Regions from separate parts of the Homo sapiens genome. Here region 2 is linked to region 1. A link is a contact called in ENCODE Hi-C or POLR2A ChIA-PET data. All regions are on one chromosome and are shown on one strand. The core of a region is the stretch at or near the end of the contact, and the rest is flanking DNA. Distances in the headings are between cores, read along the strand shown.

Region 1 (7,011 bases), core at 2,399-4,898:
TCTCTCTGTTGCCCAGGCTGGAGTGCAGTGGCACAACCTTGACTCACTGCAGCCACCGCCTCCCAGGTTCAAGAAGTTCTCCTGCCTCAGCCTCCCGAGTAGCTGGGACTGCAGGCAGAGCCACCACTCCTGACTAATTTTTGTGTTATTAGTAGCCATGTTGGCCAGGCTGGTCTCGAACTGCTGACCTCAAGTGATCCGCCCGCCTCAGCCTCCCAAAGTACTGGGATGACAGGTATGAGCCACCACACCTGACCCTGAAATTTAAATTTTAACAGATATCCCGCTTTTTTCCTAAATCTGGCTGCCCACCTCTACCCACGATTGTAAAACTTCCCTTTTTAGCAGCAGCAGGTGATCTGGCTCTCCTACAAGATCCTGGAGTGAACAGGAACAAAGGGGACGGAAGGGGAGCTTGCAGGGAAACCAGGGTAAGAGAGGGAGGGGGTGGGAGGCAGCCCTCAAGGTCTCTGTGAGGCTCCAGGCTTGAGGTCACCACTCTGTAGAGTTAGGAAGCCCAACTGTGGACTGGGTCATTTGGGGAGGCCACTGGGACCAGGAGGCCTGGTCATGGCTTGGCTTCAGGCTTCAGGGCTCCTGCTGACCCTGGAGTGATGGAGAGAGAGAGAGGGAGAGGGAGAGGGAGAGAGTGTGTGTGTGTGTGAGAGTGTGTGAGAGAGTGTGCGTATGTGTGAGTGTGTGTGTATGTGAGTGTGTGAGAGTGTGCATATGTGTGTGAGTGTGTGCGTATGTGGGCTGTGGCCCTTTGTTATGGTCACTTTGTGGAGCTGGCCGCCTGAGGATCCTCTGAATGGGAGCTTGTTGGTGGCGGCATAGGCTTCCGGTTTCATTCTCCCCAGGCTCTGCGGGCAGCCGTGTGCTGTGTGAGCCCCGGCCCACCCTGAGGAGGAAGCGGCAGGCTATTCCTGTCAGCTGCTGATAACATGCCACCAGGCGGGAATTCGCTTTTGTGTTAAGTATTTTAATCATGTCCGCTCGTTCACCTTTTTAAGTCACATGGTTTTATTTGCTGATGGTGCTGTGCCAGCCTCGGGTTCTTCCAGACGCTCGGAAGGAAAGCTTCTCTGCAGGCTGCGTCATCCCACTCCAAGGACTGGTGCTGGGCTCCCAGGGGAGTGTTGGGGAGGGAGTGAGCGCCAGCACAGAGGGAAGAAGGGAGGGTGTGGACTGACTACCTCTACCACTCAGTTGCTGTGTGACCTTGGGCAAGTCTCTTGACGTCTCTGAGCCTTAGTCTCTTTAGCTCATGAGAAATGGAGATTATAACACTATATGTGGCAGAGTTGAGGGAGATTGAATCAGATAATGTATTTATGGTGCCTAGCACGAGCAGCACTCCTGGGTGGTGGTGGCAGCGTTATCCACAGTCCCAGCTTGGCCACTGATAAGTTCTGTGAACCTAGGGAAGTCACTTAACCTCAGCCTCAGTTTCCTTATATGTACGGTTGGGGCTGCTGACAACTTAGCAAAATTATTGCTCATCTTTTGGCTTCTCAGCATCTTAACCCCTTTCCTAGAATTTGGGAATTCTCTGCCATAGAAGCCTGCCTCCTATTATGGAAGACAAAAACGCTGGATATGTTATCTCCCGGCTTCCTCGCAGCTAGCTAGGGTGTTGGTACTGTGTTTCCCTCCTTCCCGCTTCTGCGGAAATTACCATCATACATTTATTAATAGTGTCTTATCTATACAGACCAGTTTTTATGGCTTTACCCTAAACATTGTAAGGTATTTGCAAAACAGAAACAGACAGTATTACAAAGAGAAAATAACTAGTCCGCAATAGTGAAGAACATTTTAATATCCCAGAGAATATTGGAAACCAGGGGATCAAAGATGGGGGGAGGGACGAATGTAGATTGCAGTATAGTTGCAGCAGAGGAGGAAGGGACGAGGACAGGGGGAGAGACCGAGGACTGTGCCCGAGGCAGCCCCCACTCCCTGTTTCACTGAGCCTGGCTTCCACTTTCCCCCGTGCGTGGGGTGTTTGGTCCCTGCTACGCTGCACAGAGGGTGAACATCTGGCCCTTTGCTTGCTTCCAGGTTCCAGCCATGGCTCTAGCCCTGATCTCCAATATGGTTTCTGTTCTGTTCCTGGCCCATGGAGATGTTTATCTCATTTTCAAGCCGACTATGCCCTTTCCTCCTGTTGCCCCCCCATCGGATGAAAACAATTGTTATCTAAAACTCATCATTAAAAAGTGATACATTTTTGTTTTGAATAGCATATGGAGGTTATTATTTTTCCAGAAATTTTCTATATTTTTATCAGGGGGTGTGTGTGTGTATATGTAAATAAACTCTCTATACCTTTGTACATCTTTTTTTGTTCACTTAACAGTGTATCTTGACCATCCTTATACCTAAGTCAGCCTTCTTTGATAAATGTTGCTGGTCTCTTGGTATGATTTTTCTTTTTACTATGAAAACCTTTCAACATATACAAAAGTAGAAAGCATCATGTAATATTTCTGGATGCCCCAATATTATAATATCCATGCAGCCTCAATAACTATCAGCCCTTAGCCAATCTTTGTTTTATGTCTCCTCCCACCCACTTTTCCTCTTCCCCTGATTATTTTGAAACGAATCTCAGTCGTCACAGCATTTCGTCTGTAAATGTCATTTTCAGTCTATTAGTTTCTTAAAAACACATCTGCTGTGGCCGAGTTTAGAGCTGAGGAGAGTTATATGAGCTCATAGTGTCACTCTGTCTTCAAGTTCCTCAGTCTGAAATCAGTTGGTACAAGGGAAGAAAATAGAGAGAGGCAGCACTAACCTCTAGCCAAGCACACTTTCCATCTCTCTGCAGATTGCCTCATGTCAGGATGTTAGCGTGACCGTCACGTCTGGAAGGCTTTATGGCTGATATAAATTCAGGTCCGTTGTTCACTAGGCATGAAGCCCTCCGTTGTAAGGGAACCAGCCATCACCCTCATTACGAGATGCATAAATGTAGGACTTGAAGATAAAAGCTATTGGGTTCTTTTCGTCTCTCTGACACCTGAAGATGAATTTCTTGAACCTTGTTCTCGTGTTTAAAAAAAAAAAATTAACCAAGATTGAGCCTGTCAGTTTCTATCAGAGTTAAATCTGAGTAAAGGAGAAAAAAGCTTGCCACCTTTTAAAATAGTGATTCCTTCACTCCCTGGGAGTTAGAAAACTGGGCTAAGTGTTTTTGTGTAGCCCGTGTGACCTGGAGGCCGTGCTATAACCCCTGCAGGAATTACTCATAAAAAGGGAGGGATGTACCTGCCCTGTGGTAGAGATCAGAAGTCTACTCTGAGGTTGTTATTTTTAAATAACATCAGTGGAAAAGGTATTTTAAAAGGAAAACTCTGTACAGAGAACCCAAGCGGGATTGTGTTGCTGTCATTGTGACCGTCTCTTACCTGATGGCTCTGCCTCCCGGGCAGGCTAGGAGCTCCGGGATGACGTCCCAAGACTCGGGCGCATAGCGGGGGCTGCTGAAGATCGGAGTGTGAGGCTGAGAGATGAGGTCCAGGTGGAGCACGTGAAAAGCTTCCTGTGTCTGAAAACACGACTCCTTCCAGTTCTTTTGTCTGTCTGCACATTATGAGTATTTTGGTACTACTGAATCCGTTTTTAAAAGTTCACCACGTCGTGCCTGACACAGGTGTCTCCTGAAAGAATGAGTGAGGAAGTGAATGCGTGGAAGGGGTGGGACTGGGAGGCAGCCCTTCTGTTCTGTTTATGCCGTGCAGACCAATGCCAGGCACTTCGATGTTTGTTGAGTGAATGCAGGAACAGATGTGTAGTCAGAGGGCGTTTCCTCCGCGGTGCTGGCCAGCTGCTAAGTCAGGCTCTGTAGTCCCATTACTGGTCTTAGAGAAGTTACTTTCACATTCAGTTTTTGTTTGTAAAGACAGTCCATGGGAAAGTTTGTTATTCTCAGTTTGTTTGTTTGAGACATAGTTTCTTTCTTGTCGCCCAGGCTGGAGTGCAGTGGTGTGATCTTGGCTCACTGCAACCTCCGCCTCCCGGGTTCAAGCGATTCTCCTGCCTCAGCCTCCCAAGTAGCTGAGATTACAGGCGCTGACCACCATGCCTGGCTAATTTTTGTATTTTTAGTAGAGACAGGGTTTCATCATGTTGGCCAGGCTGGTCTCGAACTCCTGACCTCAGGTGATCCACCTGCCTGGGCTTCCCAAAGTGCTGGGATTACAGGTGTGAGTCACCATGCCCAGCCTATTCTCAGTTTTTTATTTGGCTCATTGTGTGTGTGAGCCATAGGATTGGTCCCATGAGGAATTACGAAGTAGAAGACATGCCTCTTGCTTTCAAGGAAGATATAACGTGAGGGAGATAGGGTAGATAAAACTTAATGAAAACGCAAATGCCTGCGGTGTCAACACTGAGTCAGTACTGCTGTTTAGAGATATCCCATGGACAAGATACATAGACTTTTTGCTGTAGGAACTGTAAATTTTACTGAGTGGCTCACCTCTCCCTCAGCTTAATATTCTGCCTTCAGCTGGGCATGGTAGCCTGCACCTGTAGTTCCAGCTACTTGGAAGGCTGAGGCAGGGGGGTCACTTAAGCCCAGGAATTCTGTGGGTGTCTGCACTAAGTTTGGCATCAACTTGGTGACCTCCTGGGAACGGGGGACCACCAAGTTGCCTAGGAAGGGATGAAGCAGCCCAGGCTGGAAATGAAGCAGGTTAAAACTCCTGTGCTGATTAGTAATGGGATTACGCCTGTGACTAGCCATGCACTCCAGCCTGGGCAACATAGCGAGACCCTGTCTCTAAAAAAAGAAACCAAACAAACAAAAATGGAGTTCTGCCTTCAAAATGCTAAGAAGTGGGTATCACATTCCCTTCTTTCCTCTGAAAAGTCTCTCGGAGTGGTGTTTGGCTTTGCAATGCAGGCGTAGCCTCTAAGAGTGCTCTTGGGATAGACCAAACTCTGTGCCCGAATAGAAAGCTCACTGGGCAGGCATTTGCCGAGGGTTTGGCTATGCAGTAGAGAGAAACCAGACCCTGTCCTCCAGGAGCTTGCAGTGGGACGTGGGTCTGGACAGGGCTACAGTGGAGGCACAGCGGCGGATGATGGGCCCGCAGGACTGTGTGCTTTGTTGCATTGCTGCAATCTGTTTCCTATGCCAAATAAACATCATCGCATTGAAAGAACCTTATTTGTAATCCAGGCAGCAGAAAGGCTTATCTGTAAGCATCTTCCTGGGGAAAAAAAGCAAAATAGCACAGTTGAATCCCAGTGGCATGTGTACAAGAGGGACCTTCTGTAACAAACCACGTGTGGAAAGGACTGAGCTGAGCGTGACCAGCCCCACATGAAGGGAATTTCTATATGGCTCCATGGCCATCTCAGGTGCAGACTTCAGCCACAGGACTGCATTTCTTCTGTGGGTTCCTAAGTGAAACGGATCTGAAGTTCCCATCCCTCTGCTTCCAGGGTAGCAGCAGAATTGGCTCTTATAGAAATATCAAACTTTTAATCTGAGCCTGGGGTTGAATTGAACATCTGTCTCCTCCTCCTGCCTTAGGTGACTTCTTTAAATGAGCTGCTTACTGTTGATCATAGAGAACCCCTGTGATCTTCTATTTCATGGTAGCAGAATTGACTCCAGCATCAAGGAGCTGCCCAAAGGAGTGTTTTGATCCAGGAACCCAGCCGTCTGCCTTTTGGGGACTGCTCTATCACTGTTTGTAAAAGAGGAAGCTGAGCCAGAATTGGCGTAGTATGTCGTGATTTGCCTGGATGTCTGCGGTGTCCTTGCGTCTGTAGACGAGCGCTCATTATGAGGCTGGTGGATTCTATGGACTTTCAGAAATGTGAAGTCACAGAGATGCTCGCAGGGCCCCATCAGTGCCGGTCACCGTGGAGTGAGGTGCCCGTTCATGTGACTTCACAGAGATGCTCGCAGGGCCCCATCAATGCCGGTCACCGTGGAGTGAGGTGCCCGTTCATGTGGCTTCACAGAGATGCTCGCAGGGCCCCATCAGTGCCGGTCACCGTGGAGTGAGGTGCCCATTCATGTGGCTTCACAGAGATGCTCGCAGGGCCCCATCAGTGCCAGTCACCGTGGAGTGAGGTGCCCGTTCATGTGACTTCACAGAGATGCTCGCAGGGCCCCATCAGTGCCAGTCACCGTGGAGTGATGTGCCCGTTCATGTGGCTTCACAGAGATGCTCGCAGGGCCCCATCAATGCTGGTAACCGTGGAGTGAGGTGCCCATTCACGTGGCTTCCACTTGATCTTCCTTGGCTCTGTTAAAAAAACAAACACAAACAAGCCCGCTGCTTCTCTCAATAAAATCAAGCCCAGTCTCTGCATGGAAATCCTTTCCTTTGCTGCTAGGACCATCCTATGTTGACCGGCCCAAGGATCACGAACTTGGAACTCTAAAGAAAGCAGGATAATTCTAGCTCTTCACTTGGGTAGCAGTGAACAGGACTTTCATGTTCCTGATGATGTATAATTGCAGCTCATTGGTATTCAGCTTTCAGAGAGCCTGGAAGATTGCGTCTAAGCAAGGTAGAGACATAAGGGTGAATCATATTATTTACAAAGAATAACCAGAGCAGAGAAAAGGCACCCCTATTTCTTCTGCCGGTACCTTCCTGCCAAGATGTTGGCAGGGTTTAGGAGGGGTACGGAGTGTGACCTTGGTCTTGCGGGCCACTTTTCTACTCACATCTCACACCCTTTTAGCTGCTGCCCAAGGTTAAAGGCATCACACAGAGGATCAAGGAAACACACTTCTGCATAAAAGGAGTAGTAGAATCCTTGAGGCCCTTTTGGTGCAGGGGAAACTGAAACAGAAAGGAGGAACTGTTTGGCCGGGCACAGTGGCTCACACCTGTAATCCCAGCACTTTGGGAGGCTGAGGCGGGCGGATCACGGGGTCAGGAGTTCGAGACCAGCCTGCCCAATGTGGTGAAACCCCGTCCCTACTAAAGATACAAAAAATTTGCCAAGTGTGGTGGCACGTGCCTTTAATCCCAG
Region 2 (7,011 bases), core at 1,642-4,141, 660 kb after region 1:
CAGCTGCAATCAGGGTTGGTGCTTACAGTGAGTAGGATCAGAGGGGGGAAGCAGTGGGCTTGGACCCAGAATCATCATGACTTGAGAACCAGTAAGTCTTCCAGGACTTCTCCAGACTGTTCCACTCCCTTTCTCTCGCCTATCTTGGGTTTCTCCTTTTTTCTTGCACCTTCTTTTCCCTCAACCCATAAACATGCTCAAGCCTTTCCTGGTGACTCAGCACTTCCTCTAAAGCCAGTGTCCAAATTCCTTTTTTCACCATTCTCAAAACATCTGTAACAGAAAAGTTTTTGGAATATCCAACTGCTTTTCTCTTTTTCCTATAGCTTTCCCTTGACTGGCTGTATGTTGCCTTACTTTGGCTGCACCTCGAATTCTGGGGCTCTTTGTGATCTTTTAAAAGCCCGAACGCGTTGACAGGTTCATGCTGGGTAGCTTGGAGGTATACACTGCAGCCAGAAGCCTAGGGAAACTCTTAGGATTTTAAATGGAGTGCATTGTAGTTCACTCTGAAGGCTGAATTTGTCTAACAATTCAGGCTGGAAAGGATGGATGCCAGTGGGAACCACCGTAGGAATTTTTTTTTTTAGATGGAGTTTTGCTCTTCTTGGCCAGAGTGGAGTGCAATGGCGCAATCTCAGCCCACTGCAACCTCCATCTCCCAGGTTCAAGCGATTCTCCTGCCTCAGCCTCCCAAGTAGCTGGGATTACAGGCATGTGCCACCACGTCCAGCTAATTTTGTATTTTTAGTAGAGATGAGGTTTCACCATGTTGTCAGGCTGGTCTTGAACTCCTGACCTCGTGTGATCCACCAGCCTCGGCCTCCCAAAGTGCTGGGATTACAGGCATGAGCCACTGCGCCCAGCCCACCATAGGAATTTGAGGCTTATTAAGGAGGTGAAATAGATAGGACTTGGTGATTGGGTAAGGCAGAGGGCTGAATTAAGAATGACTCACTCATTCCCAACTTTCTAATTCTGATGACTGTGGAGATGGTGGTGCCAACAGCTGAGGGAGGGGCAGCTATGAAAGCAGAGAATGAGTTCAGTTTTGGAAATGTCCAGTTTGGGGTGTCTGTGATATCTAGCTAGAGCTGCCTGGCAGGCAATTGGATATTTGGTTCTAAATTTTGTGGAAGGGGTCTGGGTTGGAAATTGCTAATTTGGGAGCTGCATCCATGAGGATGCAGGCAATCCCAGAAGAATGAGTGAAGTGAGCAAAGTTGTTGGCTTAGAGTGGAATCCTGAATTTAAGGTGCAGATTCACAAGTAGATGTTACCAAGGAGGCAGAGGCTTTACTTACCTTCATGTGATAATCCAGAGGGTTCACTCTTCTGAAACCAAGGTAGTAGAGAGATTCCAGAAGGTGAGAGTCATCCCAAGGTGTCAAATGTAGCAGAAAGAACCAGAGAGATAAGGCCTGAGGAATGCCTGCAAGGTTTGGCAAAATGAAAGTCATGAGTTGCTCTTGCCTGAGCAAGGTGAAGGGTTAGAGTTGGGGAGGAGAAGCCAGAATGCCAAGTGTTGAGAAATGAGGAAGCAGAGGCAGCCAGGGAAGACCATTGTTTGAGGTCCGCATGAAACACTTGGAAGCTAGTTGGAGGGAGCACTTCAGGAGGAGGTTGGCTTGATAATTTTGTTTTTAGGACTTGGAGAGGCCAACCTGTTTAAAGGCTGAGAGGAAGCAGCAAGGCAAGGAAGCCTGGGAGGTGGGGGAGGAAGATTTTAGGGCCAGACCCCACCCAGACCGTTTTCTTGTGGTTTGCCCAACACTACCACACACCCCTTAATCTCATTTAATCATTTCAACACCACGAGGTTTGAAACAAACGGTGAGGTATGAAACAAAACGGTGAGGCCAGGGATTGGGAAGAGAAAGCTGTGGTTCCATCTCGGTCCAGCGTGCTGTCCACGCCAAGAGGCGGGCAGAAATGCTAGCCTCACACAATCTAGGGGACCAGGGGTGGCTGTGGCGCCCTCCTGCCCGCAGGAGGTGTTATCAGTGTCGCGGACTCGGGCGGTGTGCTGCCCCTGGTGAGATGTCATCACGTGCGTGGACCAGGGGTGGCGGCCCTGGTAAGTGTCCAGGGACTAAGGGCTCCCTGCTCTCCAGGTGTGGTGGACGGGGTCCGCATGCATGCCGTCCTCTTCTCTAAGACGCTAAGGCGGCTGAGTTCTGTAAGTAGCGGCAAGAAGAACAGTCACGGAGCGGGCCGGGCACAAAGGGCGCAGGCCAGGTGGCCCCAGGCGGAAAGATGGCCGCAGCCAGAGGCTGCAGGTGGCCGGGCGCGCTCCCTGCGCGCGTCGCGGAGAGGACGCAGCGAAAATCAAACCCGCGATTTGGAAATCCGGCTGCGGCCCTACCCCGAGATAAGTCTTCTGCGGAGGGAAGTATTTAATTTGCATCCAGGACGGTCGGAAGAGGCGCCTTCCCGTCGGAGGCGAGGCGCGGGCGCGTGGGAGCTTTCTCGTGTGCGCTCCTCCCTGTCCTCCGCCTGCGGCCGGGGCGCAGAGTCCGTGGTCATATGAGAATGACAGTTTTTTGTCTGTTTGTTTTGGCGGGGGCGAGGGTGGCTAAAGGAATGAAAGAGCCTTGCATTAGGAGCTGGGCTCTGGTTTCCTCTCCACCATTCTAGCACAAGCTTCCTCCATGACCATGACTCTGGGCAACGTCTGTCTAGTCACTGAGCCTCAGTTTCCCTGTTCATAAAATGGGAGATTGGACTATGATGTTGTCATAGCCCAAAGGGGATGAAGTGGGATTTGCCGTTCCATTTCATCCCACCAGAAAAGCCGCCCTCCATTAGCCACCCCGGGCTGACACCCAGCGTTTTTGGACGGCCTCGCCTCCCCTTACCTGCCTCTTTCTTTCTTTTGCCCGTTCGAGGGTGGCAAAGGCGATGGGTGGGCGGGGCCTATAAATCGCCCCGCCCCTCCCCGCCCCTTCCCCGCCTCCTGACGTCGCCCGCGCCCCTCCGCCCTCCGCGCGGGGATGAAGCCACCACGTGACCTCACATCCGGCGCGGGAGTCCTGAGCCCGCGCGCGCTCCCCCGCCTGCCTGCCGGCTCTCCCCGCAGCGTGATCGGGCGCCGCCGCGGAGGGGAGGGGGGTTCTCTACGTCGCTGGCGGCGGGGGGGCCGTTTCGGAGTGCAGACCGCCCCCCTCCCCTGCCCACCTCCCGCCGCCCTCCCTTGTTCTCGCCCTGCCGGCTGCACGCCGCCGCCGCGGGCGCGGAGGAGGAGGAGAGCGCGGACGTCCCAGGGCCGGCCCGGCCCCGCCGCGGCGCCTCCTTCCCTCACCCTGAGCCGCAGCGCGCGGCGCCGGCCGAGGGCGATGGGGCTGGGCTGAGGCGAGGCGGCGGCGGCGACAGCGGCGGCCGGGTCCCCCGCGGTCCCTGGGGCTGGTCCGGCCGCGAGGGAGGCCGCGGAGGAGGCGGCGCGGCGGCGGCCAGTGAGCGGCCCCGGTGAGCGGGGCGAGGGGCGGGTGGGCAGCGGCGCCGGGGGAGGTCGAGGAGGCGAATGGTGGTGTCGGGGCGGCGGGTACCGGGCGAGGTCGCGGCCAGCCTTCTCGGGCCGGAGTTGGGCATCGCGGGGACGGGGAGTGTCGGGGGCAGGTGAGGCCAGGGCAGGAGCCCACGCGGTGGGTGCGAAGGCCTGGGGGGGACGCGCCGCCTGCCGGGGGCGAGCGTGGGGGCCGGGCGCTTGGTGGTTGGTAGTCAGAGCTTTCGGAAAGTCCTGTGGGAGGTGGAGGTCCTGTGGGCAGAGGCGTAGGGGTGCTGGCAGGGCCCTCGATGAGTCTGTGCGGGACCCTAGCTCGTCCTCAGCCGTGGAGTATGGAGCTGCTTGCCATCTCCGCATTTCACAGATAAAAGGAGTGAGTCCCGTGGAGGAAAAGTGACTTCTGACTTGCCTGAGGCCTCCCACTCGGACTCTGTGGCAGTGAGGACTAGAAAAACCCAGGGCCCTTTGCCCTAGCAGTGCTCTCGTGGCCACTCTCGCTATGGCCTTTCTGTCTCTCCATTCCCTTCACAGAGTCAGGTTCTGGTGGAAGTATGACCTCTGGCTTTTTTGGGGAGGTGAGGGGTAGGGATGAAGGGGGAGGGAATCGGGTTGGGATTGGCAGGAACTCAGCTGGGGGCTTCCCGGTGTGGAAGAAGCTTTGTGACAGGTGTTTATTGTTTCCTCTTCCCATAGATCTGACAGACATCCCTGAATCTTGGTGTTTGGACATAGGAGGTATGAATCACTCACATAATTAGCCGCTTTTAATCATCAGTGTCTTAGAGCTATATTTAGTGGTTATATTAGTGCAAAATGAATGGGTGTGGAGTCGTACACCTAGAAACAGACTTGTGTTCCTCTATACGATTCTAACTAAATGAGTAGAACATACCTGGGTATGTCATGGCTACTTTAGATCTATGAGGCAGGAAGTTAGAATTTAAGGAATCTAAGAAATGCAGGGACTTGAAAGATTATTGCAAAATAAAGCCTTTAAAAAGTATCGTTGTTAAAATGAAAGTGTTTCGATTTGATTCCTTTGAAGGGTGAGTACGTAATGAACAGTGCTCTATCTTTGGTTAGAGCTCAGCCTCTTTACCAAGGTACATGTATTAATTTTGTTTCACTGGAATATATGTGACATTATTTTCTCTAGAGGTTTGTTGCTTTGCTTAATAGACTACAGTTGCCAAAAATCAATGTGTGTGGGCATCTCATCCTGGTTTGCAACCCCTTTAAGGCAAATCAGTGCTTGGAAGTTGTTCGAAGTAGTAAACCTATTATTAATGATTGTTGTAGAACATAACTTTTGCTGGTATCTTTGATTTGCATTATCCTACCATTAGATCAGGCAGAGAGTGAAATAATTGAGATTTTGAGCCTTGTTAGAACAACAATGCCTGGCTTTGGTCAGGGGATTGGGTAGGAAAAGTGACACTATTTGGTTGCTTTAAATTTTTTTTTTTTTTTTTGAGATGGCATCTTGCTCTGTTGCCCAGGCTGGAGTGCAGTGGTGTGAACTCGGCTCACTGTAACTTCTGCCTCCTGGGTTTCAGCGATTCTCCTGTCGCAGCCTCCTAAGTAGCTGGGATTTCAGGTGTGTGCCACCACGCCCAGCTAATTTTTTGTATTTTTAGTAGAGACAGGGTTTCACCACGTTGGCCAGGCTGGTCGTGAACTACTGACTTCAGGTGATCTTCCTGCCTAGGCCTCCCAAAGTGCTGGTATTACAGGCGCTAGCCACCGAGCTTGGCGGTTGATACTTACATAGTTAGTTTAGGTCACCAAATATACAACACACAGAATCCGCTTTGGATAAACCACATTATCGAGCTCATTTTGAAATCCTATTTCTGTCTTCAAGATTTTCGAGATTATAAACCACTTTGTTGTCATTCACAAGTATAAAGTTCTTATTTCCAACATCACTGAGACTGAGAAAAAAGACAGAATAAAGATAAAGTTCCATAGGGCGTCCCCATCACTGCTTATTCTCACTGAGTTTGACCATTGAGTAGGTTGTATATCCATAGTAATATGATATAGTGCCTATGTCCTAAGATTACTATTTATCTTAGGAATAAAGCATATTCATATTCTAAAACCTCATATTCACAGTAGTTACAAAACCACCACGTTATACAAGCATAGTTTGATTCAATATATGGAATGGAAGAAGGAAAGAAACCATTATGTGCCAGGAAAAGTGCTCCTTTCTTTACATATGGTCTCAACTAATCCTCAACACTTTCAGGTAACAATATTCTTCTTTGTTAAAAAAAAAATTAAAGAAGTTAAGGAGCTTACAGTATAAGCGACTTTGAAGACAGACAGAAACCTAGCTCTGTGTTAATGTGCTTAACACAGAGGTTTCTGTCTCTGGGTTTATAAGGTTAGTTGTATGTGACTAGGCAACATAACATCTCTGAACCTCAGATTCTGGTGATAAATCAGATATGTCATCTTAATAGGTGTCACACACTAGATCACCTTCTTTTAGCACACAACTGTGAACTGTTTTGACTGTTTTCTTTGATAGGTGATAAGCTGCCAACTCCTATTCCATTTATCATCCATTCAAATATAGCTCAGTTTAACTCTTAGATATGTTGTACTCATCCTTTTCTCCCTTCTCTCTCCCTCCTTAGAATCACATTTCTTATTTTTTAAAGTTTTAAAAACATTTTTTAATACTGCTTCTTGCAGAACAGGGCTGCTCGATAGGCAGTGTGCCTGGAGTAGCCAGAAGAAATTAGAAATTAAATTTCTTCTTGGTGTTACCTCTGAATGTATTCTGAATATGCCATATCTCATCTGGATCCAAGAGGTAGCTGATGGGATTTAGCCTTGGTTTTGGAACATAGTTTTTGTGAAAATGAAGCTAATTGGCCTATGGAGAGAGTAAATCTGTAGTCGTCAAAACCATGTTGAGTTTTTTTGAGATAGGGTCTTGCTCTGTCTCCCAGGCTGGAGTGCAGTGGCTCTGTCATGGCTCACTGCAGCCTTGACCTTCTGGGCTCAAGCAGTCCTCCCACCTCAGCTTCCAGAGTAGCTGGGACCACAGGTGTGCACCATCACACCCAGCTAGTTTTTTTTTTTTTTGTAGAGGTGGGTTTTCACCGTGTTGCCCAGGCTGGTCTCAAACTCCTGAACTGAAGCAGTCTGCCTGCCTTGGCCTCCCAAAGTGTTAGGGTTACAGGCATTTATCACTGCACCCCGTCCTTTTTTCTTTTTTTTTCCCCCCAGAGAAAGAGTCTCGCTCTCTCACTCAGGCTAGAGTGTAGTGGCACGATCATGGCTCACTGCAGCCTTGAGTTCCTGGGCTCAGGCGACCTTCCTGCCTCAGCAACAAGGGTAGTTGGGACAACGGGTGTGTGCCATCATGTCTGGCTAATTTAAAAAAAAATTTTTTTTTTTTTTTTGAGACGGAGTCTTGTACTGTCATCCTGGCTGGAGTGCAGAGGCGCGATCTCCGCTCACTGCAACTTCCGCCTCCTGGGTTCAAGCGA

What was found. Hi-C counts contacts between places; a loop is a spot of excess contacts on that map. ChIA-PET counts read pairs that join two places held with the same protein, here RNA polymerase II (POLR2A). Pooled maps may share reads with other maps.
Region 2: a loop to region 1 is called in a map of OCI-LY7, with 3 times the contacts of the local background. The contact joins the promoter of ATP13A3-DT here to the promoter of XXYLT1-AS2 in region 1. A Hi-C loop is called at or near these places in 1 of 168 maps with a recorded cell type or tissue (OCI-LY7), 10 of 37 single-sample maps with no recorded cell type and 10 of 50 pooled maps. POLR2A ChIA-PET finds 5 or more read pairs at or near these places in 1 of 52 experiments (activated T-cell).

Annotation. Positions count from the first base shown.
Region 1 is chr3:195,144,508-195,151,518 of GRCh38, reverse strand. XXYLT1-AS2 (XXYLT1 antisense RNA 2) reads right to left here and starts at 3,648. Exons shown (of 2, transcript NR_102711.1): 1 at 3,414-3,648. All of the region lies in intron 3 of XXYLT1 (xyloside xylosyltransferase 1), which reads left to right. LOC105374296 (a long non-coding RNA gene) reads left to right here and starts at 209. Exons shown (of 2, transcript XR_001741088.2): 1 at 209-431; 2 at 861-2,248. It also overlaps the pseudogene RN7SL36P. RefSeq lists enhancers at 1,093-1,302, 3,531-3,580, 3,821-3,930.
Region 2 is chr3:194,483,020-194,490,030 of GRCh38, reverse strand. It overlaps ATP13A3-DT (ATP13A3 divergent transcript), which reads right to left and starts at 2,891. Exons shown (of 2, transcript NR_033929.1): 1 at 2,859-2,891; 2 at 1,486-2,575. It overlaps ATP13A3 (ATPase 13A3), which reads left to right and starts at 3,029. Exons shown (of 34, transcript NM_001367549.1): 1 at 3,029-3,465; 2 at 4,196-4,237. RefSeq lists an enhancer at 2,010-2,229 and silencers at 2,900-3,559, 3,590-3,639, 3,730-3,789.